Linked DNA regions of Homo sapiens: regions 1 and 2 are each linked to region 3. A link is a loop called in an ENCODE intact Hi-C map of the cell type or tissue named here. Cell type or tissue: endothelial cell of umbilical vein. All regions are shown on one strand. Links, peaks and the distances in the headings refer to the core of each region. The heading gives the core; the rest is flanking DNA. Region 1 overlaps RBPJ (recombination signal binding protein for immunoglobulin kappa J region). Region 2 has its middle 30 kb from the start of CCKAR. Region 3 overlaps TBC1D19 (TBC1 domain family member 19).

What was found. A loop is a pair of places that touch in the nucleus more often than their neighbours do. Peaks named below come from ENCODE experiments on the same cell type or tissue, not always from the same donor. Only the 100,000 strongest peaks of a DNase experiment are listed, where the experiment ranks them.
Region 1: a loop joins it to region 3, with 9 times the contacts of the local background. A loop is called at or near these places in 19 of 110 quality-filtered maps.
Region 2: it touches region 3 in a loop (14-fold over the local background); 69 of 110 quality-filtered maps call a loop at or near these places.

What each region holds. Positions count from the first base shown.
Region 1 is chr4:26,327,197-26,335,691 of GRCh38, reverse strand. All of the region lies in intron 1 of RBPJ (recombination signal binding protein for immunoglobulin kappa J region), which reads right to left. Among named protein-coding and RNA genes, the nearest start is that of RBPJ, 10 kb to the right of the region's middle. RefSeq lists an enhancer at 4,451-4,745. In endothelial cell of umbilical vein, for the core only: a CTCF peak has its summit at 5,297 (motif pointing left); a DNase peak (open chromatin) is centred at 5,321.
Region 2 is chr4:26,455,951-26,464,445 of GRCh38, reverse strand. No RefSeq gene overlaps it. Among named protein-coding and RNA genes, the nearest start is that of CCKAR, 30 kb to the left of the region's middle. In endothelial cell of umbilical vein, for the core only: a CTCF peak has its summit at 5,106 (motif pointing left); a DNase peak (open chromatin) is centred at 5,045; H3K27me3 peaks cover 802 bases.
Region 3 is chr4:26,715,753-26,724,247 of GRCh38, reverse strand. TBC1D19 (TBC1 domain family member 19) reads right to left here. Exons shown (of 21, transcript NM_018317.4): 14 at 6,231-6,315; 15 at 4,123-4,167. Among named protein-coding and RNA genes, the nearest start is that of TBC1D19, 140 kb to the right of the region's middle. In endothelial cell of umbilical vein, for the core only: no CTCF peak of the experiment used is centred there; a DNase peak (open chromatin) is centred at 4,117.

The DNA of each region.
Region 1 (8,495 bases), core at 391-8,390, 390 kb after region 3:
GCCGAGATCGTAGCACTGCACTCCAGCATGGGAGACAGAGCCAGACTCCGGCTCAAAAAAAAAAAAAAAAAAAAGAAGTAAGCATATGTGGGCTGGGGAAGTTGACATGGCTGTGACAATAGTCTATGAGATGAAGCAGCCTGGAGAGTAAGGCAATGGCAGCGAGCAAAAAGAAGAGAACGCAGAATATCTGATAAGAAATAATGGATGCAGGCCGGGCACGGTGGCTCATGCCTGTAATCCCAGCACTTTGGGAGGCCAAGGCGGGTGGATCACGAGGTCAGGAGATCGAGACCATCCTGGCCAACATGGTGAAACCCTGTCTCTACTAAAATACAAAAAATCAGCCGGGCGTGGTGGTACACGCCTGTAGTCCCAGCTACTCAGGAGGCTGAGGCAGGAGAATCACTTGAACCCAGGAGGCGGAGGTTCCAGTGAGCCGAGATCACGCCACTGCACTCCAGCCTGGGTGACAGAGCAAAACTTCATCTCGAAAACAATAATAATAATAATAAGAAAATAAGAAAAACTGATAGTGGGAGGAAATAAGGAAGTTACTGAAGTTAACGTTTACCTGTGGCAGCCAGATGGACAACAGCACTATAACAGATATCAAGTCTATTTTATAGGATGGTATCACAGATACAGGTGGTAAAAAGAACAAGTTGTTTTGGAAAAGGCAAGTTTAATGAGCCTGCAGAACAACCAGTAGGAATTTTTAAAATGCGAATCTAAACATCCACACTAATGACACAGACATAAAGTCAAAGAATACAGCAAGAGGAAGACAAAAACTGCAAATCACAATACTTAAGATTGGAAGAGAAGTAGCAAAGAGAAGATGGAATAATCAAGAAGTGGAGATAGTAGCTTGTTAGTCAAGAATAAAGACATAACATAACAAAACAAAACACAAGATGCAGAAAAATGAAATAGGCTGATGACTGAAATGAGGTTTGGGGGTCTGGTAAAAGGAGGTTATTTACTGATGGCCTGGGGTGAAAATCAGGTTTTAATATGTAAGCATAAGGGAAAATAAAAACAAGACCAAGTCAAGAGATGAATAAAAGGCATGGCAGTAGCTTGAGTTAAGAAAGGAAACGGACGTTAAGCAATCCTTATAGACCAGGCCTAGTCTTGCAGCCCCTTTGCATACACACGTTTGATCCTCAGAAGAATTCTCATGTATGCTCTCCTTTGTACAAAAGGGAAAACTTAAGTTGCAATGCAATTAAGTAACTTGCCCAAGGCCACACAGGATGTATACAGAATTTAAAAACCTAAAAATTGGTCTGTAGGCAAAAAAGGAATATTAGAAAAAAAAAAAGAAAATACAAAGCAGAAAAGTTGGGCCAGGCATGGTGACTCATTCCTGTAATCCCAGCACCTTGGAAGGCCAAGGCAGGCAGATCAACTTGAGGTCAGGAGTTCGAAACCAACCTGGCCAACGTGGTGAAACTCCACCTCTACTAAAAATACAAAAATTAGCTGGGCATTGTGGTGGGCGCCTATAATCCCAGCTACTCGGGAGGCTGAGGCAGAAGAACTGCTTGAACCTGGGAGGCAGAGGTTGCAGTGAGCCAGGATAGCATCACTGCGCTCCAGCCTGGGCGACGGAGCGAGACTCCATCAAAAAAAAAAAAAGAAAAGGCAGAAAAGTTGGATTAACTGATAGAACAACATCCCAGGGATGCCCTGACAAAATTATTTTAAAAATTATGTCCGAGCCATGTACAGTGGCTCACAACTATAATTCCAGCACTTTGGGAGGCCAAGGCAGAAGGATCGCTTGAGCCCAGGTGTTGGAGACCCTGTCTCTACAATAAAAATAAAAATTAGGCAGGCATGGTAGTGCAAGCCTGTAGTCCCAGCTACTTGGCAGGCTGAGGCAGGAGGATCACTTGAGCCTGGGAGGTCGAGGCTACAGTGAGCTGTGATTTTGCCACTGTATTCCAGCCTGGGTGACACAGTAAGATCCTATCCCAAGAAATAAATAAAATTAAGCCAGGCACAATGATGCATGCCTGTAATCTCAGGTACTCAGGAGGATGAGGCAGGAAGAATGCTTGAGCCCAAAATTTCCAAGTCTGCCTGGGTAACAGAGTGAGACGTCCATCTCAAAAAAAAAATTTTTTTTAATTTAAAAAACTTTTTAAAAATGAAATACAAAATTTTTACCTAAAGATACATTACGCTACTTCAGAGAAACTTTGAGCCCAAAGACTAGTCTAATCAAGTGTAACTTTAAAAATAAGTTTATTTCCTGGAAATTCATTTAAAGTAATCTAATAGATAGAGATACCACTTCCCTCACATTGTAGTTGAGGACTGAGTAGATATTCAACAAAGTGTTAGCTCCCTGGCACCTTTAATATTATGTTTGCAAAACTACTGAAATTTTTAAAATAGAATCGAATGTCAGCGTTTCCATTTCTTTAAATTAAGAAATATATCGTTGTTCCTTGGTATCCGCAGGGGATTGCTTGCAGGATCCTCCCATACATCAAAATCCACACATACTCAAGACCGGCAGTCAGCTCTCCATATACACTATTCTTGCATCCCATGAATACTGTATTTTCCATCCAAGTTTGGAGGAAAAAAATCCACATATAAGTGGACCCACTCAGTTCAAATCTGTGTTGTTCAAGGGTCAAAGGTACTCCCAATTGTTAACAGTGATTATTTCCTGGTATAAGACTATAGTGGCTCACTTTACACAATATACTTAAGTAACTTTTGAGGCCAGGCATGGTGGCTCATGCTGGTAATCCCAGTGCTTTGGGAGGCCAAAGTGGGAGGATCACCAGAGACCAGCAGTTTGAAACCAGCCTGGGCATCACAGTGAGAGACTCCGTCTCTACAAAAAATACAAAAATTAGCCAAGACTGGTGGCGAGTGTCTGTAGCCCTAGCTACCTGGGAGGCTGACATGGAAGGATTGAGTCCAGGAGTTTCAGGCTTCAGTGGGATATGATGGCACCACTGCACTCCAGTCTGGGTAGCAAAGCGAGACCCTGTCTCAAGAAGTAAATAAATAACTTCTGAATTTCTTATAACAAACATTACTTTTCCAACAAGAAAAATAATCAAGATGATTATTTTATACAGATGTGAAATCAATTAATTTCTAAGAAAAATTTCCATATCAAGATGGTCATTTCCCTGAAATAACTATGAAAACAAGCTAAAAATTAAATAAATGCCTTTTAAATTACATTAGAATTTAAACAAAAATGTATATGGTAGCTTAGGTGGACAGCTGATTTATTTGTATTTAATTATTTAAGCAACTGACAATTTCCAGGACTTAGGGTACCTAAGAAACTGCTGTTTAAGTAAATGACATGTCAGTAAATCCTGTGTGCAAAGTGTACATATCACATTGAATACATGGGAGGAAGGCCAGGACAAAGAATGGCTTACTTACCAATAATTATGAAATAACCTCTGAAAGGTCTTTTTTTTTTTAACATTACAATAGTGACATGGCAACTCCCATTAATTAGTAATATCCATTTAATCAAATAATGACACTCATTATTATAAGCTGTAAGTAAATTACCATATACTATCACTTCTATCTTGGGAATGCTGAAATTAATTCACTTCCTTGACATGTGGATAAGCATGGATGACAGATACAACAGACTTAATGAATCCCATAGTCAAGAGAATAATATTGCCTTGGCATATACACTAGAAAAAATTCACTACACACATCATCATCATGTTCATAAACCAGATCATCTTTCAGTATAAAATTTCAAGTTGTAGCCTCTCTTCTCTGTATGACAGCCTTCTTTCTTTTCACTCTCCTCTGTCCTTCCATCTTCCCTTCCAGAGGCTGTGGAAACAGCCAGCTGCAATTTATTGCAGGTGGCATAACCAAGAAGCTAGAGAGAAAAGAGGCAGAGACTGGAGTAAGCCAGAGGTAACTGCGTCCAGCCAGTTCTCGAGTAGGAGCAACTGAAGCAGAGTGGATAAGGAGGTGTGCAGTGAGGAGGACAACTATGTTCCTGAAGAGGCCACCTGGTCAGTTAGAAATACAAGACAAAGATCATAAGCAGCACCAAAAACAGGAACACAGCAAACGAGGAAAGAGCAGGCAGGCTCCGAGCTGACCATTTAATGAAGCAACACTGGCCGCCGCACTCTACCCATCAAGGCTTGGGTGCTGAGGGATTTACAGTCTTGCTCTAAGTCTGCACATATGAGAAAAAGGGCTATTTTTTAAAAATGCATGTAACATTAAAAGGCAGCTGAGTGAGATAAATAGAAAGGTATGGGAAAAAAAAAAACATAACGTTGGGTACAGGGGTTCACACTTGTAATCCCAGCACTTTGGAAGGCTGAGGCCGGCAGATCCCTTAAGCCCAGAAGTTTAAGATCAGCCTGGGCAACATGGAAAACTCCGTCTCTACAAAACCCAGCTAGGCATGGTGGCGTGCACCTAGTCCCAACTACTCAGGAAGCTCAAGTGGGATGATTACGAGCTCGGGAGATTGAGGCTGCAGTGAGCCATGACAGCACCACTGCATTCTAGCCTACGTGACAGCAAACCCTGTTTCAAAAACAAAAGACTAACACAGGCCTTCCCCTCCCCCTAAAACAAACCAGGAACTAGCTCAGTCACTGAATGTGTCTCAGCCATTATCTAACCTGTCTGTGTAAATGAATGGGTACTTTTAGAATATATGATTAGTAAGGTCTTCTCTGGCTCTAAAATTTCCTGAATCTAATGGATTTAATAATATATATCACACGTGTCACACAGGATGTAGTTACCTTTCTATGTTATGTAAGTTACCATTAGATGGTATGTTACTTCTCAATAGGAAGAGTACAATACAAATAAGAGCACACAGAATCATAGCCTAGCATCAGTACACACCACGCTTCATCATCGTTCATCAAATCCTCTGAGAAACAAATCCTCACAATATCTTCCTTTAAAGCAATTTACGCAGTCATAACAACAAAAAACAATGCCTAAAATCAAACCATCATGCCTCACTTTAAGCACATTGAGAGATGGGGAAATGTGCTTTGTTCACTTGTGAATTTCATTGAGCTTCCATTCTGCTTCTTTCTACAGGACATATTCTAAAGGCATTACACTTTTCTAATTTTCAACAGTCTAAATGAGTTTTCTATATGATATGTGTTTCATATTCCACTTCAAAAAATATAGGTACAGAAAAGGCAAAAAAGTGAATATAATCCGGGGGTCAGTTTCTACGTGGGTTTCTAGGTAGAAAAACCTATCTATGCTGAATGTCAGCTTTATCAAGACCAAGAGCCACCTAGTGGCAAGTGTTATATATTACCAAATCTGCTCAAGCCATATTCATCCAGCAAATAACATTCTGGCAGATGGTAGGTGCTCCACAATTGTGCAAGGTAAGTAAAATAATTGCTCCTTTTCTTATGAAGCTCACTGACAGATTAAACAATCAATTACAGATAAATTTATATAATTGCAGAACAATGTTAAGTGTAACAGAAGTATGCAAAAATAAGCATCCAGCATTTATTAAAGACCTACAATAAGCACAACACTTTGTTAAAAAGGTTCTCTTGTATCTGTTCACCTTACTCAGAACTTTCCCTTTTCTGATTATTTTATCACCAGGTTTTAATTTCAGGTTTTTTCCTACCCTCCCTTCTGAAGGGGGTGTACCCCACTCCCATCTTACCCTTTAAATTCCACACTTCAGAAAAGGGGTAAGGAGAACCTATTTATTGAGCACCTACTATTACCAGAACCAAGCTAGGCATTTTCTTTTTTTTTTTTTGGAGACAGAGTCTCACTCTGTCGCCCAGGCTGGAGTGCAGTGGCGTGATCTCGGCTCACTGCACGCTCCGCCTCCCGGGTTCATGCCATTCTCCTGCCTCAGCCTCCCAAGTAGCTGTGACTACAGGCGCCTGCCAACACGCCCAGCTAATTTTTTGTATTTTTAGTAGAGACAGGGTTTCACCGTGTTAGCCAGGATGGTCTCGATTTCCTGACCTCGTGATCCGCCCGCCTCGGCCTCCCAAAGTGCTGGGATTACAAGCGTGAGCCACCGCGCCCAGCCGGCCCAGTAGGCATTTTCTATCTCTTATTAATCCTCACATCAATACCATGAGGTATTATTTTCTTCCATTTTTTAGACAAAGGAAAAGACCTAGCTTAAGTGAAATGCTCATAGCCACAAACTTATTTTAGTGACTTACAGTACAATTATTCCCAAGTTCCCTACATCACCCTGCCTCAAAAAGAGCTTCTTGGCCTATTCATTCCTAGGCCCACCACCAAAATCAGATTTTGATTATATTTCTCTTATGGTGTCCACCAATTCCAATCTATTTTACACTGTTTACATCCAGCCCTACCTCATCTTAAAACCCTCAATGCCGCCAGGAACGGTGGCTCATGCCTGTAATCCTAGCACTTTGGGAGTCTGAGGCGGGTGGATCACCTGAGGTCAGGAGTTCGAGACCAGTCTCACCAACATGGAGAAACCCCGTCTCTACTGAAAATACAAAATTAGCTGAAAGTGGTGGCGCATGCCTGTAACCCCAACTACTCGGGAGGCTGAAGCAGGAGAATCATTTGAACCCGGGAGGCATATGTTGCGGTGAGCCAAGATCGCACCATTGCACTCCAGCCTGGGCAACAGAGCAAAACTCCGTCAAAACAAACAAACAAACAAAAACCTCAATACCTTACCCTTGTCCTCTGTATCCCTGATTAATATTCAAATAATCACCTTAGGCCATCCATAATCACACCACATTGGGAGACCAAGGCAGAAGGATCACTTGAGCCCGGGAGCTCTGGACCAGCCTGGAAAACATAGCAAGGCTGTCTGTACAAAAAAAATGTTTTAAATTAGCTGGGGTTGCTGGCGCACACCTGGGTTTGGTGGCACACACCTATAGTCCTAGCAACTGGGGAGGGTGAGGCAGGAGGATCCCTTGAGCCCAGGAGGTTGAGGCTGCAGTGAAGTACGACTTTGCCACTGTATTCCAGGCTGAGCAACAGAGCAATGAGACTGTCTCTAAAAAACACCAACCAGCCAAAAAACCAAATAATCAGGTTAGCACTCAAGGTCTTCCAAGAGGCTCCCAATTACTTTTCCAGCTTAATTTCCCATCACTCCCTATCAACTCTCACCTTTTCTATGAACTCCAAATGAAGATAATCATTTACATCTGTGTTCCCACCAACACTAAATATCGGTTACAGCACTTACCATAATCTCCCTTACACAATAATTACCTGTGTACACTCTACCAAGTCATGAGCTTCACCAAACCATTTCTTAGCCATCTTTATAGGACCAGCACAAAGAGTGTCTTATACCTAATAAGTGTTCAACTGCTTATTTAATAAATATATTGTTATTAAAACAATACTAAAAGGAGAGCCACTAAAGCATGGTTATACTATTAACATTTTCCTTAACACCCCTCCTACATGTCTTAGGACCCCAGTGTTTCTGCTTACTCCAAATGGTGTATGGATTAGGAGCTTTGTACAGATCTAGGTAATTTTTTGCATGAAAAATGTTATCAAATTAAAAAAAAAAAAAGATGTGAAAAAACATGCTGGCAAAATCAGGCACAATCTTTGCAGATCTGCAGTTTTCCAAAAGGGAACATATACCTTTGTTCTATTTATGCAAACCAGTCTAAAGCTAGTTTGTACTGGAGGAAATTAAGCTATGTCCATAATAGACTGTTCACATTATTTTAAAAAAACTACAATATTACATTTATATTTCATAAAGCAATACTGTACTTCTATAACACAATATCATACTTATAAAAAAGTTTTATAGAGTGAAAAACTTTTTTTTTGAGACAGGGTCTTTCTCTGTCACCCAGGCTGGAGTACAGTGGCATGATCACCATTCGTTGCAGCCTCAAACTCCTGGGCTCAGGCCATCCTCCTACCTCAGCCTCCCAAAGTGCTGGGATTACAGGCCTGAGCTACTACTGCGCCCAACATTAAATATTTTTTCTCCTGTTATGTAAACTTTTTATGAGAAACTACTCTTATCACTTACAACTCTGATTATCATCTCATTAACAATGCACAGATAATCATTAGCTCTTAGGCTAAGACTACTGAATACAAAAAAAAAAAAAAAAAAAAAAAACCTCCAGGGTCAACTTGATTCTCTAGTGTATTCTGCTTCACATCAAATAGATGCAGTTTTCATTGCAAGGCTTTTGCAACTCAGAATGCATTAAAAAAATGTGTTTTCTATATTTTATTTTTTGTAAACTTAAAATAGTATAAATATTCCCAAGATTGCCGTAAACTTCACCAATATGACTGAAAAGCTCTCAAACTTACCATTATGCATTGTCTCAACACAACAAAATTACACAAATATCTATACGGATAGGTAATTACTACCACTTACAGTGCCTGTGACGCCTTCCCCAACCTCCTACAGTAAATATGACATGTTCGGAAATACATTACCCTTTTTAGACCAT
Region 2 (8,495 bases), core at 379-8,378, 260 kb after region 3:
ACCTTTCTATTGAATTTCCTGCAGGGAAAGGAAAATCTCATTAAGGTGAGTCTGAAACTCTAGCTCCCAGGTCCCTGAACCCTTGTTTGTTTAAGGGGATTTTTGAAAAATTCCAGTACACTGAGCGACAGCTAGGTTTTCTATGGGGGTGGGGGGTGGCCCTCAGTATTCAAACGAAGAATATAAAGGTCCAGAGAGGGAAAGGGAATCTGAACCGTTTTAGGCCAAGGAAGTAGAGTAAGTGGGACCTGGTGTCCTAGAGTTCAAAGTGAGTAGTGGAAATAGAGGAGCATTTAGGAGAGAGGAGTTATTTGCAGAATAAAATTATAGTGCATTGACAGGGTGGTGGGGGCAACATGATGTAAAGACCCTCGACCTTAGTTAAGGTTCAATGTCCTAATTCTGTGAGGACCCAAGGAAACTAAAAGGGATGAATGCAATGCAAGATACATTGTGAGATTGGTAAAGGTGGCCTTTGATATGCAGGCTGCCTGTGGAAGATTCAATTATTGCTCAGCAAACATCACCACTAGTACCTCCATGGGAAGCATACACTTCCCTCTCCCAGCTATATTGGGATTCACTGTGTGACTTGCTTTGGCCAAAAGAATGGGGGTCCGAAGTGACAGTGGGCAAGTTTTAAGCCTAGGACTGAAGAGACATGAGTGGAAACACTCAGTATGAAGCTGGTCCAAGAAGGACAAGAGAGACCCAGGGCCAGATCAGGTTCTTATCTGCAGCTTGGAGCCAAGCCTAAAACAGATGAGGCTTGAACCCAAGTTGACCAATGGCCACATGAGGGAAAAATAAATGCTCAATGTGTGTCACTGAGTCTGGATGTTTTTGTTACACAGCATTACTGTAGTGGTAGCTGACTGATACACTGTCCTTTATTTCCTACCACCTCTCTCTACATGTCTCCCTATCTTTCTCGTCTGCCTTCTCCCTACCAAAACTTTTCAACCTAAAAGTCTGGGGTTGAGCTTTCACTTCTTAGACTGAATTTCAGTTACAGACTTTCTCCTCCCAAACGTATGTGTTTTTCAAGTCTTGTCTCTTTGCAAAAAGAAAGACTTTGCTATTAGGATTTGAGAAATCAGCAGTCTCATGAGAACGACATTTACAAGCTGAGGACATTTTCTAGGGTATCCTGGTTTCGTACTCCTAGCAGCCTAGAGTGAGGCAGACCCCAGCATAGAGCTCATTTTTCAGGAAGGCTCAAAATCCTGCAAGAAGGGCTTAGCAAAAGCCATGCATCTGTTTCATTCTATCATTTGCTCAGGGAAAGTTGAAGCCTGTTGGCAATTCTAGCTGGGCTTATGAGGACTTCTCTTCCTCTTCACCCCTCCCTCAAAGTTTGGCCAGATCCGCAGTCCAAATGGCAGTATGTGTTCAAGAAGATGATTAATGTGAGCAGAAGGTTCCAGGAAATCTCTCAGGGCCCTTCTGTTTATTAAATATAAAAACTCATGTTTAAATATAATGTCAAAGGTATGACACACACCAACACGATCCAAGACAGACTGTTGGCTTTAACATTCAATAACTAGAGGTTCTTCAAGTTTTGACTTCTGAGCTTAAAGTCTCTTAAAGATTTTCCAGGAAGGCTCAAACTACTCAAGGAAGAAGTCAGCAGAGGCCAGCGAAGTCCATACATTTGTTTCCATCATCTGTACTTAATGGCAGAAGCTGTGGCTTTTGGGTTGGGGGACAGTGTCTAATTGAGTCAATGTCATGCACTGTATCAGGAAGCCATTCCCTGACAGCCTGGCCTGAGCTAGAGAACACAACTGCATTCTCCCATAGCACCCCAACTTCTCATGTCTATTCATTCATTCCTGTAGGACATAGTTCTTGAGAACCTACTATATACCAGACCCAGCTCCAGGAACTGGAAATGCATGGGTTACAAGACAATGCCCAGGTCTCCTGGTTTAGATTCTAGAGGTGGAGAGACAGACAGCACACAAATAAACACACAGGTGGTTTGATCACAAGGACTATGAAGAAAATGTAACAGTGTGGTGTGGTACACTTGAATGGAAGAGGGTGTGCCACAGGTAGGCAGGGTGGGTAGGGAATAACAGTGACAGAAGTTTCTATGCTGCTTACGCTTTGACACACACCATTCTAAGAACTTCATGTATATTAACTCACTTAATCCTCACAGCGACCCTACGGAGTAGAAGCTGTTACTGCCCCTTTTACAGGTGAGAAAAGTGATACCTAGAGAAGTGAAGTAACCTGCCCTGCTTCACACAGCTGAAAAGCAGAAGAGCTGGAAGGCAGGCCCAGGTATTGGCACCACGAGTCACGCTGTCACCCGCTACCCCACACACTGCCTCACAGAGCAGGTGAGGTTGGAGTGCAGGAATGGGCCAGCCTCATAAAGAGCTGGGGAAGAATATTCTAGACAAAACAGAAAGCGAGGAAATCATTGCAGTCCTTTAGGCAAGAGATGAGGGAGACAAGGACCAGACGGCAGCAATGGACACGGTGATAAGTGGAAGGTTTCAGATCTGTTTTCGCTCTGTGGTGGCATTTCTTATTTAAATACCCACGTTTCCTGATAAGCTGGTAGCTCCACAAGGGCCAATGCCTCATCTATTCTGCTCATCTTATGTCCCCAGTGCCTGCTATAGCATTTAGTTCATAGATTTTTTTTTATAGAGATGGCGTCTTGCTACATTGGCCAGGTTGATGCTTGAACTCTTGGCCTCAAGCAATCTTCCTACCTTGGCCTCCCAAAGTGTTGGGATTACAGGCATGAGCCGCCCCCCTACACAACCTACAGATTTTTAAATAATTCGGTATAGAGTAAGTAATTAGATAAGTAAGTAATTAATGAGCATTAGGCCAGCCTGACGTTGGTTCGAATCCCAAATCCTTCACCTCCTTCACCTGTTTACTGTTCAACTCAGGCAAATTACTTAAGCTCTCTGATCCTCTTTTGATTGTATCTATGATGGGGATAATAAGGCAATCACAGGGTTGAGTGTGGAGAGGATTAAATGAGATAGCTTTTGTAAAGGGTTAATAGCAAGGCAGTCACAAGACAGATGCCTACAGAAATGTTGACATCCAACATTCTTTCCCTACTACATAGAAAACCAGAGTCATTTCAGTGACATGAATCGTTGTAGAATCGAGAGCTGAAAGGGAATCAAAGCCCCTATTACTCAGTATGGTCCAAGGACCAGCCCCATCATGTTAGAAATAAAGAAACTCAGAGGCCCGGTGCAGTGGCTCACACTTGTCATCCCAGCACTTCGGGAGGCCGAGGCAGGCAGATCACAGGAGGCCAGGAGTTCGAGACCAGCCTGGGCAACGTGGCAAAACCCCATCTCTACTAAAAATACAAAAATTAACTGGGTGTGGTGGTGTGTGCCTGTAATCCCAGCTACTCAGGAGGCTGAGGCAGGAGAATCACTTGAATCTGGGAGGTGGAGGTGGAGGTTACAGTGAGCCAAGATAGTGACACTGCTCTCCAGCCTGGGCAACAGAGCAACACCCTGTCTTGAAGGGAAAAAAATAAATTAAAAAAAAGAAATAAAGAAAGTCAAGCTCCACCCCAGACCACTAAAGCAGAACTTCTGGGGGAAAGGCCTGGTTATCTGTATATGTAGTCAGCACCACCACCTTTCCCAAGGGATTTTTTTTTTTTTTTGAGATGGAGTCTCCCTCTGTCACCCAGGCTGCAGTGCAGTGGCACGATCTTGGCTCACTGCAACCTCAGCCTCCAGGGTTCAAGCCATTCTCCTGCTTCAGCCTCCCAAGTAGCTGGTACTACAGGCATGCACTACCACACCCAGCTAATTTTTGTATTTTTAGTAGAGACAGGGTTTCACCATGTTGGCCAGGCTGGTCTCCAACTCCTGTCCTCATGATCCACCCACCTTGGCCTCCCAAAGTGCTGGGATTACAGGCGTGAGCCATTGTGTCCGCCCTCCCCCAGGGGATTCTTATCAAGGAGAAAGTTGGAGTAGGTTGAGCCTGCTGCAGTCGAGGGTCTCGTGTCCTTCGTACTGTCCTGAACACTCACTTGAACCCCAACCCTCTCCCCGCCTGGGGCTTGGTGCCTGGGCCTCCACACTTTGCTGCCAATCCATCTGCTGTTCTTCAGACACCTGCCACTCCAAGCTGGGCTTCCAGTGAATTGAAAGCTGCCCCATCAGACGCCCACGCTGGACTAATCGGCTGGGGCTAGGAGGTTCCAGTAGCATCACGCACAAGGGGAACCTGAGCCTGGTTGGCTTGGCCACCAGCATCACAGCATCCTGGGAGAGGTGCCTTTGGTCCTTGGCAATCCTCCTGGACCACCTGCTGCACCTGAAAAACACAGCAGAACAGGATTCTGACTGTGGAAGGCATCCCCCTGTCTGAATTATCCACCCCATAAGCAAGCCCTAGAGACAGAAGAACAAGAGGACACATTCTTCCAAGCCTCTGAAACATTATCCAGACCTGTCCGTGCCGATTCATCAACTCTGAGCTCAAGGAATCATAAAAGTTTGTTTTTTCATATCTAAGAGATGATCCAACCTTCTGGAAACTAAACTTTCTTCTCTTAGTTCATGCAGAAGTCATTTTAGTGAGCCACAGGATCTGCTTTTCATTCTTGATGACTATACCCATATGGGATTGTTGGGAGAGCCAATAAAGAACGTTTTTAAAAACCTCTCTGTAACAACTTCGCTTTGCACCTCAATACACCTGCTTCGAAAGGTCATTTAGAGACCATTTGTATTGGGATGACAAATGAAGTGATTGTACTAAAATGTAACTTTCATAATGGCAACAATCCTGTGTGCTACAACCGCCCCTCCTGGCACAAAGTGGGCCTTCAGTATAGATTTCTTAATAAATGCCATGAAGTATAGAAGTGCAAGCGGACTTTACAAAGATGCTCATTACAAAGATCATAATTGGTGGCCACGTTTCAGTTCGTTTTTGTCGAAAGCTGTTTACCTTTAAGCCTATGCTATGCTCAGGCTGACTTGTGTGCTCTGTTACATCAAACTACCGAAAAGCCATTTCCCAGACCAAGTTCAAACTTACTGCCATCTACTGGCTAACACTTAAAATTAGCCTTACCGGCATATGTTTAAATTTTAACTACCTGCGTAAAACGGAAAACATTTGCAGAAAATTGTGGAAACATAATCTACCGTAAAGACTTGAGGCCAGGCGGAGTGGCTCACGCCTGTAATCCCAGCATTTTGGGAGGCCGAGGCGGGCGGATCACCTGAGGTCAGGAGTTCAAGACCAGCACGGCCAACATGGTGAAACCTCGTCTCTATTTAAAAAAAAAAAAAAATTACCTGGGAGTGGTGGTGCATGCCTGTAATCTCAGCTACTCAGGAGGCTGAGGCAGGAGAATCACTTGAACTTGGGAGGCAGAGGTTGCAGTGAGCTGAGATCGCACCACTGCACTCCAGTCTAGACAACAGAGTGAGACTTCATGTCAAAAAAGAAAAAAAAAAGACTTGACAGTAGTATTCCATTTTCAAAAGAATGAACGGAAACTACTGTTTTTGCATTAATAGTGTTTTAAAAGGTTACATTTGATGTATATATATATATAATTTAACCTCTAAAATATATATGTCCCCCCAGAGCATTCCTGCAAAAAAAAAAAAAAAAAAAAAAAAAAAAAAAAGCTTAGTTTATAAACTAGAGCTCAATGAAATTTCTAACCAGTAAATTCTGTGACAGCCTCCTTTGATAGATGTGCTGTTTCTGCTGGGTTTGATGCTACTCCTTCATAGACTGTGAGTCTGGGAAGAAGCAAACTGAGGTTGAAAGATGGAGAAGGTCTCCTGAAGATGGTCAGGCCTGGAATGTGGAGATTCAGAAAATCCTGGCACTCAAGAGCATACTGCCCACTCAAAAGCATACGCCAGAAGTCCCCCTACCCCACTCCCCACCAAAAAAACTGGTGTGTATGTGTGTGTATGTGTGTGTGCGCGTGCACACACACGCATGCTTCCTGTGCTTTTTAAATATCTGCAACTGACATGTGGGGAACTTGCAAAGGAGAACAACAGCTGCCTTCACACTGCCCCCTACCCCACACTGCGTATTTAAAGGAAAGTCTGGCCCAACTTTCCTCTGAGTGCAGCAGAAGGAAAACACACACAGACCGCAGCAGAGAAAACCACACAGACATATAAGCAAACAGACAGCTTCAATTTCAAAGATTCTTGCAAGACCCAGTGTGGCTCAGGAATGGCCATCAAGAAGCTGATGGTTCTGGAATGGGCCCTGATGTTTATACACTCAACGCCTGGCTGCTGGTTTTTTTAGACTGACCGGAGTGGCCACTGCCTCACAGAATCACTAAAAGCTCACTCTGCCAGGGGCAGGCAGGCAGACTCTGTTGTAGTCCAGGAAGTGTCCTCTTTCCTTGAAAGTAGATTTAAACTTTCTGAGAATTAATGTTTGTCCCTAGGAACAGGTCTGTGTGCATATGTGTGCATGTACGTATGTGTGTATGTATGTGTGTTTAATGGTTGCCCCTTGGACAACTTCTCACCAGTAGGGAAGACAAACCCCTCATCCCCTCAACCCAACTGACCTGCTGGGAAGTCCCCATGGAACTTATTTATTCTATAAATTCATCCAGTAAATATATTTGGGGCCTTTACAGACACTATTCTTAGCTCTGGGAATACAGTGGTGGAGACAGATGTTTCCATCCTCCTGGGTCTTGCCGTCTGGTGGGTGAGAAAGACAATAAACAAGGACACGAATGCAGGAGCTGCAAGCGCTACATGGAAAATAAAGCAGGGAATGAGAGAAGAGTGAATGAGCTAGGGCGCTGGAGGAGAGAGAATTCTTAGGCTGGCCGTCTTTGAGAGGTGACACCTGAGTGAAGTGAGGAAGTCCACCATGAGGAGATCTGGGAAGAGCAATTCAAGCAAAAGGAAAAGTGGGCATGAAGGCTTGGGGGTGAGGGCCCCTTGGCATTTTCGAGGAACCAGAGAAAAGTGCTTCTTCATATGTGATCTCAATGTATCTTTGCAAAGATCCTAAGAAGTACTGCTATGATCCTCATGTTAAAGATGAAGAAATGAGGCTCAGAGAGGTTAGGTAACCTGTCCAAGGTCATCCAGCTGGCAAATGGCAGAACCAGCAAAGATCCCAGGCAGTGTGGCTGTGGAGTCCAGGCTGTTAAAGAATTTGCCTGGATATAGTAAGAAACCAGCGTTACCTATTACCTGCAAGAGTTGGGTGGGAGGGACTGAGTAGGAGGTGGAGGGTGGATCCCAGGACCAAACCAGTCTTTGTGGATGAAGGGTGGAGTTTCCTTCCAACTGTGTGGCTTATAGAAAATAATCTTTCAGAAGAGCATGTGCTATCTGATGAGAAAGGAAAATGACGGCCTACAGTGTGTCTACACGGGTCCCCAGTGAAGTGTGTGTGTGTTTCCTTGGATGATGGAGACAGTCATATTGAGTACATCACTTTAAATTCCTCCCCACTGAAGACACATGTGCGCTCATTATCCAGCCCCTCTGTAGAGTTTTGCAGCCCACAGGGCATCCCCTCCCCATATCCCTGCCTCCCTCGAGCTGGTGACAACGTGGCAGCATAGGTCAAGGAGGCTGTTTCTAGAGATTCTAGAGAGTGAAGAGATGTCATTCTGACATCTTTTGCAAAATGGAAAATGTGAGGGAGTTAGCCCCCGATGAATCCCTCAGCCAATGGAGGACAAATCTAGTGAGTAAATGCCACCCCCTTTCATTCCTCCAGGAGGCAATTCTAGCTGCATACACATGTCTCCCAAGGTGGTCCCCTGTGGAGTCAAACTCAGTGGCCCACAGTAGTGATCAGCTGGATAATGCACCTTTATGTGGCCTCTCTCTCTCCTTTTTTTTTTTTTAACACTATTCCCAGTCTCCCACTACTGTTTCTTGGGAGCATGCCCAAAATAAACTGCCTGCTAGCTGTTGTCTCAGGCTCTGCTTTTTGAGGGAAGCAAGGCTAAGACCATTGGGACCAGAAGGGTTCTAAAAAGCAGATTCTGTCCAGGCGTGGTAGCTCATGCCTGTAATCCCAGCACTTTGGGAGGCCAAGGTGGGTGGATCACCTGAGGTCAGGGGTTCGAGACCAGCCTGGCCAACATGGTAAAACCCCATCTCTACGAAAAATACAAAAATTAGCTGGGCGCAGTGGTGTGTGCCTATAATCCCAGCTACTCGGGAGGCTGAGGCAGGAGAATCGCTTGAACCCAGGAAGCAGAGGTTGTGGTGAGCCGAGATTGCTCCATTGCACTCCAGCCTGGGCGACAAGAGCAAAACTCCGTCCCCCCCAAAAAATAAAAAAAAAAAATTAAAATAAAAATAAAAGGCAGATGCTGTGGATGAGATTATGGAACCTCGGTGACAGGTTGATTTCCCCAGATTTCCTTTACCCTGGAAGAGGTTGCGATTTGCTTTTCTGGAATTGACGTCTATATCAGATATAAGTTTGCTTTCACTGCCAACAGTATC
Region 3 (8,495 bases), core at 277-8,276:
AGACTTTAAGTCAACTATCTCCCTAACTGACCTAGCTCCATCTACCTTTTCTAACTCACCTTGTATCAGTCAATGCTTTGCTCACTATTGCCAGTCACACTGGCCATCTTGGTGAGCTTCAGACTATCAAGCTTATTCCTGCCTTCAGACATGCTGTGTACTCTCTTCTGGAACGTTCTCCCATTTCATTGCATAGCATACTCCATATAGTCTGTCTCTGTTCATATTCCACCTCCTCAGAGGCACCTTTCCTGACTACTTGATCTAAAATGGCTATGCCCATCCCAACTTCCTACAATTTCTGCTCCCTTTCATTGTTAAGTTCATCATTCTTTGAAATTACTTTCATTCATTCATCCTTTGTTGATTGACTGATGATTGACTGATTTTATGTTCCCCTTACTAGAAGGTAAGCTCCTTGGCAGCAGGTACTTTGTTTGTATCATTTACTGTGGATCACCCTCCTACAACAGTGACCTAGGCTAAATAAATATTTATCAAATGAATAAAGACAATTTATATGTGTTGAATAACAACAAAAAATATAAAAAGCTTATAAAATTCTTCTGAGAAGTCTCCCTTAGTTCAGAAATTTTGCTCACTAGCTGTTTGGGGAATCTACTAGAGGAAATCTGTCCATTGGTGATTCTTCAAATGAAGTGAGAGAACAAAATGTCTGATGCCACCATAGCCTGTCATTTCCCTCCCAGGGAAGGTAATCACAGGCATGTTGGGGGTAGTGGTGAGAAAACCTCTGCCACCCTGTAAGCACTGGCCTGGTCAGGGAATGAGAGTGTGTCAGTGAGCTGCAGGCTAACCTCTATGTGTGGTCCCCTGAGACCAAGAAAGCCACAACAGTTTTGGTGGTAGTAGTGACAGAGGTGTCAAGATTTCAAAGTAATAATATCTTTGGCAGAGGTTCAAAACAGGGTGGGTAATATAAAAATGCTGCTAAGTATTGCCTTGAGTTAAAAAAAAAAGCGGGGGAGAGTAGATTGACTGGTCTTTGTCTCTTCTTGTTCTGAAACTTCAGAATCATTGCCCAGAGAAAAGTGTCCTCCTTGATTCTGGCAAGTTCTAAAACAACCTGAGAGGAGAAATGATTCTGTAGAACTAAATTTATGAACAGCTGTGGGCTTATCTCATTAAGGATTAAACAGTTTTCATTCTGGATGAAAATCTTTCTAGAACCTATCACATACATCCTCTACCTTTTTATTACATTAACTACTTTCCTTTCTTCCCAAATTCACTATAATGAGCTCAGCAACATCTTCTGAGGCAGTAGGGCATCCTGATAAGAATGTTGCTTCTGAAGCCAGACAGCTTGGATTCAAAGCTTGGCTTTGTCACTCACCTGTTGGGCAGGTTAACACTCTATGCCTCAGTTTCTTTATCTGTAAATAGGGATAATATTAGTACCTTCCTCATAGGTTCTTGTAAGGACTAAATGAATTAATATATGTCATATACTTAACACATTGCCTGGGATATAGTACTGCTTGGAAAATGTTTGCTGCTGCTGCTATAACTATACTGTTACAATTATTACTATAGCGAGATTTTTTTTGGTGTCTTGAGCTCATTATAAAGATGCTAAATTATAATATGCTGCAACTTAGTGATACCTTCTTAAAGGGCACAGTGTTACTAGCTTTTACATAAAATGGCCCCAGACTGATTTGCTGGAGTGGTCTAATACGCTGTTTTATAGCTCCTGTATTTTCCTTTGTGAAGTCTCCTTTTTACTTCTCACTGTTGTTGCTATTTTTTCATATCTATATCAGCCTTTTCCATGCTTCTATTTTTGTAGGAGGCATAAAAAAGAGTTAACCAATTTGTTAGACATGTGTGTTAAGTAAAAGCTAATATATTCTAAACTAAGTTGAAAAAACACTTCTATGGATGGAGAGAAGAACTTGAGTCCATGGACAACTCTTTTGGCTATTCAGAGGTATTTTGTTATTGTTTCTTGCTTCTTAGATAAAATATAAAAAGTTACTATAAAAGTAAGTTTCTGGGATAATAGATGTAACAATGGTAATATATAAAGTTAAAATTAACAAACCTCTAATTGAGTTCAAATAAATACTCATTACAGTCCTATTACATGCTAGATACTGAGGCAACAAAAATGAATGATATGGCTCTGAACTACAAGAAGCTTGCAATTAAGAGGAGGAGATAAAGTATAAACAAACAATATCAAGATAACATAGCTAGAGATACCAAAGAGTTTAGACCAGGTACTATGGGAGTCTAGAGGAAGGGCCCTTAGCCTAACCTGGGGATTCAGGGAAAGCTTCCTGAAAGAGGATCATGCCTAAACTGAGCTTGATGACAGCCAGGTGAAGAAAGGTTAGATGGGCTATTCTAAGCATGGAAACATGAGAAGTGATGAGACAGGAAGCAGCATAGTGCTTTCGTGAGAGTATGTAGCTGTGGGTATAAATAATAAATAGTTTGATATTGCTATAATTAAAAATGAGATGGGAAATAGTGGAAAATGAAGCTAGGAGGTAGACTATAGGGATCAGACTCAAGAGGTCCTCATATGTCATGCTGAGAAGCTTGAATATCACTTGTTAAGAGATGGGAAGCCATTAAGAACACTTTGAGAAAAATGGCAATTTGCAGATTTTCACTTTAGATGTATAACTCAAATGAGCAGTGTAAAAGACAGCAAAACTAGAAAAGACTGTGGGAAGAGGGACCAGTTAGATGGTTGTTGCAATTAACAAGCTAGAGATAGTAAGAACTGAAAGGAGACAAGGCAGCGGGGATGGTGTGGAAGAGAGGGTTCCAGACGTATTTGGAAGATAAAATTGGAAGGTCCTCGCGACTTATTAGATGAGTTGGGGACAAGGTGGAGAGAAATCTAGGATGGCCTTGAGTTACTAGGAAGATGACAATTCAATTAACTGAGAGAGAAATAGGTGGGTTTTTGTTTTTTGTTTTTTAATTTAGTTTCTTCTTTTTTCTTTTGGGGGTGGGCATAAGAAGATAAAACAGTGAGTTCAGGCTGGGACATATTAAGCTTTAGGTAGTTATGGGAGAGGTACGAACTGGATATATTTTAGAGTAATTAACAATAGATAGAATCATAAAAGCAAATGGCAGCCCCTAGATAAAAGTAAGAAAAGAGAAGAGCAGCAGAACAAGAGTGAGATATTAAAAGAGGGACAGAGGTAGATGGCCCATGAAACTGAGATTCCATATTGAGAGACACAGGGAGAGAACAGCGCCATGAAAGCCAAAGCCACGTATGAGTTTTAGATATAGTGATCAGTAAAGTTAAACACACTCATAACAGCTACATCTTCTGAGCACTCACTACATGTCAGGCACTTTGTGGTTTTATATACCATATCTCATGTAATCTATTATCCACATGGTACAGATGATGAACCTGAAGTTCAGAGAAGTCATGTAACTTACTTAAGGTCATAGGATAAGCTGGAAGAATTGGGATCTGAACCCAAGTCTGCTGGATTACAAAACCCATGTTCTTAACTCTGCTGGAGTAAAAGAACTTCTTCAGGATGCAACTTAATATTATCATAAGGACTGCTATATATTGCTTTTCCAAGAAGCATATCTTAAAACCTGTCTAGTTATCTCAAAAGAATATTTAATGTCTAATGAGGTCATTATATATTTGATCACTTTATAACATCAAAATAGGTGATTTCAGTGATACCTTTTAATAATATTTTTGTTTCATAAATACTACATTGGTCAAATTATGAGAACAATAAGGTGCAATACAAGATAATCCACTCAATTGAGTAAAGCCCAGCTCCAAAAAACCCAAAAGGAAGGTCTGCATTGGATTAGCTAGTGTTCTTCACAGGAAAATGAAGTGCCTTGGACTTAGATCTAAGCATACTCAGCTTTCTCACAGGTTTACTGTTGGTCCCAGGGAGAATCAGAGAGAGTATGCATAATTTAGCACAAACCTACCACAAATGTGGAGGATTTCATTAAATTATACATTCTATGGAAGGTTTATTTTAGATAATAAATGATTATCCATTAAAGAGAATAAGAAAGTCACATTTTGATTATAAAAGTTGTAATTTTTTCACTTCCCACTAGAGGAAGCAATAGCATTACTCTTACCATTTGGTGGGTAAAAGACAGCATATTCTTCCAGTCCTAGTTTTCCTATAAGAGAAAACCATAGAGGATTTCAATATGATTAAGTAAATAAATCTTTAAAAATCAACTTATTTTGTGAATGTACTAACAACGGAATTTTAAAAACTACTATAAACTGATATGTCATTTCATGATATGAAATTAACTTAAAAATGTACCAGCCAATCTTTTGGTATTAGCAAACCCTTTCATCAATTAAAGTAACACGAACATAAGTACAACAGAAGCGACACAAAACAACCAAAAGAACAAACGCTTTCAAGTTCCTTAGGCACTTAAGAAGAGAAGTATCTATTTATTATGCATAAAATTGTTTTGCTAATTACAAATAAGTCTAATCTATTCATTAAAGCAAGTCTTAAGCTTTGTAATACTGTGTGTACACTTTTATGGAATGTGCTGAAAGTTAAAAATTAAATGACTAGCTGTATGGTGGTCATATTTTCTGAATACCAAAACAGTTCACATGATTTCAGAATGGGGCTGAATATTTGAAATCAGAGTTGTCCCAGAAAAGTAAAGTATATTCACAATAGTCAAATATTTAAGAGAGTTTTAAAAAGTATCTTTCCTTTAAAACTCTTAAAAGTTCTCAGTTTTTTCCACCTTCCACTGAATATCTTTAAATAGCTTTTACTTTGACAGTTTTTCTAACACTTTTGAGTTTATTGAAAAGTCACTTGTATTTTTATACTGGGCTAAGAGTAATATTTTTAGTTAAAAAAAGTTCTTTTTATTCTTGTTAGGGGTGGTGACAGAGACGAAATGAAGAATAAGAAGTGTGAGCAGTTCAGGTTAGGGTGGAAACAAAAAGGATTGATCTTGTGAGCAAGAAGAGAATGGAATAATGAATAGGTAGGTAGGTAAGTAGATAAAATTGATTACTGGGCTAGATGCTGAGAGGCAAACATATATATGTTCTCTCAACCATGTGGTTTATAGTCCAGACTAAACCATGAAACATTAGGGTATATTTGCTAACTTTTCTAGCACAGACTTTAAGTGTTTAGAAGTTCAGAGGAGAGAGAAATAGATGATGGGTTGGTGGACATGGTGAGGTACTGGCTAGTTCTTCAAGGACCTATGATTTTTAAGGTTGGAAAGTGGGAAGCCTTCCACATGCAGGGACTATAGGGAGGCTAGAACGAATATGGGGTATTGTGGAATAATCAGGGAAGCAAAGTTAGTTAGGTTAGGACAGTATCAACTGGTCAAAGGCCTTAAAATCCTGGCTGAGTTTAGAGGTGAGCTCAGTAGATAATTCAGTTTACAATCAGTTTTTCAGCAGAAGACTTAAAGAAACAAACAAAAGGTTTCCATAAATTCAATTTAGAAGCAATGGACCTAAGAAAACCTTATGTTAGGGGTAGCTGAAATCCAGCACAAGGTTATGTGGCCTCTCCTAGGGTAGGAGGTGGAGCAATCAGGCAGATAGTTCAGACATAAGAGATACAGGAGAAAGTTTCTTTCTTCATGGAAATGGCAGAATGACCATACACAATGAAGTCTGAGCTTTCAGTGTTGGGTGTTCACCATTTAATAAAAAGGAAAAGTTGGGAAGGGCATTCAGCTGAAGTTAATTGTATCTTCAGATGATGGCAGGATATTGATATTTTATAAGCAGCTGGTGATAAAGAGGAGAAAAATAACTAAACTAGACATTGGAGAGCTAAAAGCATATAAATTGTATCAAAGTTTTGTGTGTGGTGGAGCGTTTTGAGAGAAGTATAGATTGTTAAAAAAAGTAGAAAAAGCAAATCTGTGTTATAAACTTAGAAAGAAAAAGAAAAGTCAACAGATATGACATAAAAACAACAATAAAGGGTAGAGCACACAGGGAAGACAGAGAAAGTAACTTGAAATGCTGCTTCTGGGAACCACTTTCCCGTGATTTGTGATAAATTACTTGGGCACTGATTTGAGGTATGAAAGGATAATTACGGTCATCTGAGAGAAATCTTAAGTAATTTATAATAATTTGGCAACACCACTATCTCCAAAAATAAAACAAATATTCTTGGCATGATTATGTAAGTCTTAATACTTCCTTAAAATTATTAAAAATTTACCTCTTATGTATGATTTTGGTGGCGAGGCACTGTTGAATGCAAAGTGACTCAACACAGATGTATCCCGGGAAAAACAAAGTAATACCTGAATATAACATTGGAAAAAAAATAGCAATTAAGCACTATTATAAAACCAGGTAATTCATTATTTCCTACTCAGGAGGCATCCTTCAAGTTCAAGTACCGTGCCTTGCGGTGGGAAGAATGCCCTTTATCGGTATACCTTTGGTAAGCATTACAGTGGGATGCCAAATTCTTCCAAAGAGTTCTCACCATTTGCTACCTCAACTTTGAAGAGCAGAAAATGCAAACTGCTAACTAACAGTTGACTCTTCTCTTGTGTTTTCTATCTGGACAAGAGAAGCACCTGGGGGAAATTTAACAGATGAAAAATGTATGGAGAAGACCCTGAGTAACTATTGTGACATAGAGCAATTTGGGAAGTGCAGGAAATGAACTTGACTCATACTGGGATGCATCACGCAGTTAGGCATGTCAGGGTGGGAGGGAAGGCAACTCGTGGTACTTAGAAAGGACAGCAGCAGCAGTAGAACAAGTGGTTGCCTAATAAAGGGTAGAAGCTAGCTGTCCTGACCAGTAGGGTAGAGTATGTCAACTCTATGTGGAGATGAAAATAGGCACAGTAGAAAGTCAGGATCAAGGATGTCCATTAGGAGGTACTAGATTGAGGACACCAGCCTGGAATTTGGGAGCAGCAGTCCAAGACCCAGTAAGGCCATTAGTGACAGGAAATCTGGGTCTCAGTATTAGAAGACCTGGGATTCTAAAAATATTACCAAGAAAAGAACTCAAGATGACTGAAAAGGCAGAACAGGTGCACAGAGTCAGGCTGAACTAGCAGCAAGAGTGAAGGGAGAGGAAAAATCCTTGTGTCCAAGACACAAGAAAGGGGATACAGCTTTGGAAAAAAGGATAGGTAATGGAGATTGGGAATCAGTCAGGTTCACTGGTGGAATGCATATCAACCACTGCCACTGCTTTGTTTTCATTATATTTTAAATGACTACATAAGTGGTACATGTTAATGACAAATTTAGAAATACAGAGTATTGGCTGGGCATGGTAGCTCATGCCTATGATCCCAGCACTTTGGGAGGCCAAGGCAGGAGGATCACTTGAGCCCAGGAGTTCAAAACCAGCCTGATCAACATGGTGAAACCTCATCTCTGTTTAAAAAAAAAAGATTAATTTTAAAAATAAAGAAATACAGATGATAAACAAAAGGGGAAACAGCCATAATCCCATCAGTCTTAATAATTTGAGGTATATCCTTTCAGACTGCTTTTTAACATACTCATACATATAATTTTTTCAAACCAAACAGGATTATATGTAGTTTCTTTTCACTATTGTAAGATAAATATTTCTTACACATTTTTATGTTGCAGAATATTCCACTGTATGAAAGAACAATAATTTATTTAACCTGTACTGTTGTTGAACATTTAATTATTTCCACTTTTCCCCAACTACAAACAACACTAGAGTGAATTTACTTATGACTAAATATGTACGCCTTTAGTTATTTAAATTCCAAAAACTGGACCACCTGTCTGGTCAATTGCTTTGGGCATTTTTAATTGAACGATGCCTCTCCCACATTTTCTTTATTTACTTCTACCTGACTCCTGTAAGCTGTAAGATTTACCTACACGTATTCAACCTGCCATGCCTTTTACTTACTTTTATCCCCCCTGTTCCATTCTGGATGACTTCCTCAGATTATTTTTTAGTCAGTTCACTAATTCTCTTCTTCTGCCCCTACTATGCACCAGGCACTGTTCCTTGTGTTTGGAATACATAAAAGGAAACAAACAAAACACCTCTTTTATGGAGTTTAATTATGATGGAGCAGAATGTGTGTAACAAATAGCAAATATGATAGATAATTACATTATATAGTGTATTAGGTAGCAAGTGCTATGGAAACAAGATAAAGGGGAACAGAGAAAGAGTGGGTGACACTTTAAAGAGGCTGTTCAGTGTAGGCTTCCTTGAGAAGGTGATATCTAATCAAAGATTGAAAGGAGTTGAGAAACTTAGCATGCGGATATATGTGCAAAAGCATTCCAGGAGACTTGTTAGGAGACTATTGACAGTGGCTTTCACTAAGATGGCAGCAGTGTGTGGCAGATGTATGACACACCACCCAGAGATCCTCCTCTAGGAATGAAGGACTAACTATAGCAGCTGGTAGTGCTGTAGCAAATAGCCCTCAGCAGCCAGCTCTTTTCATGGACTACC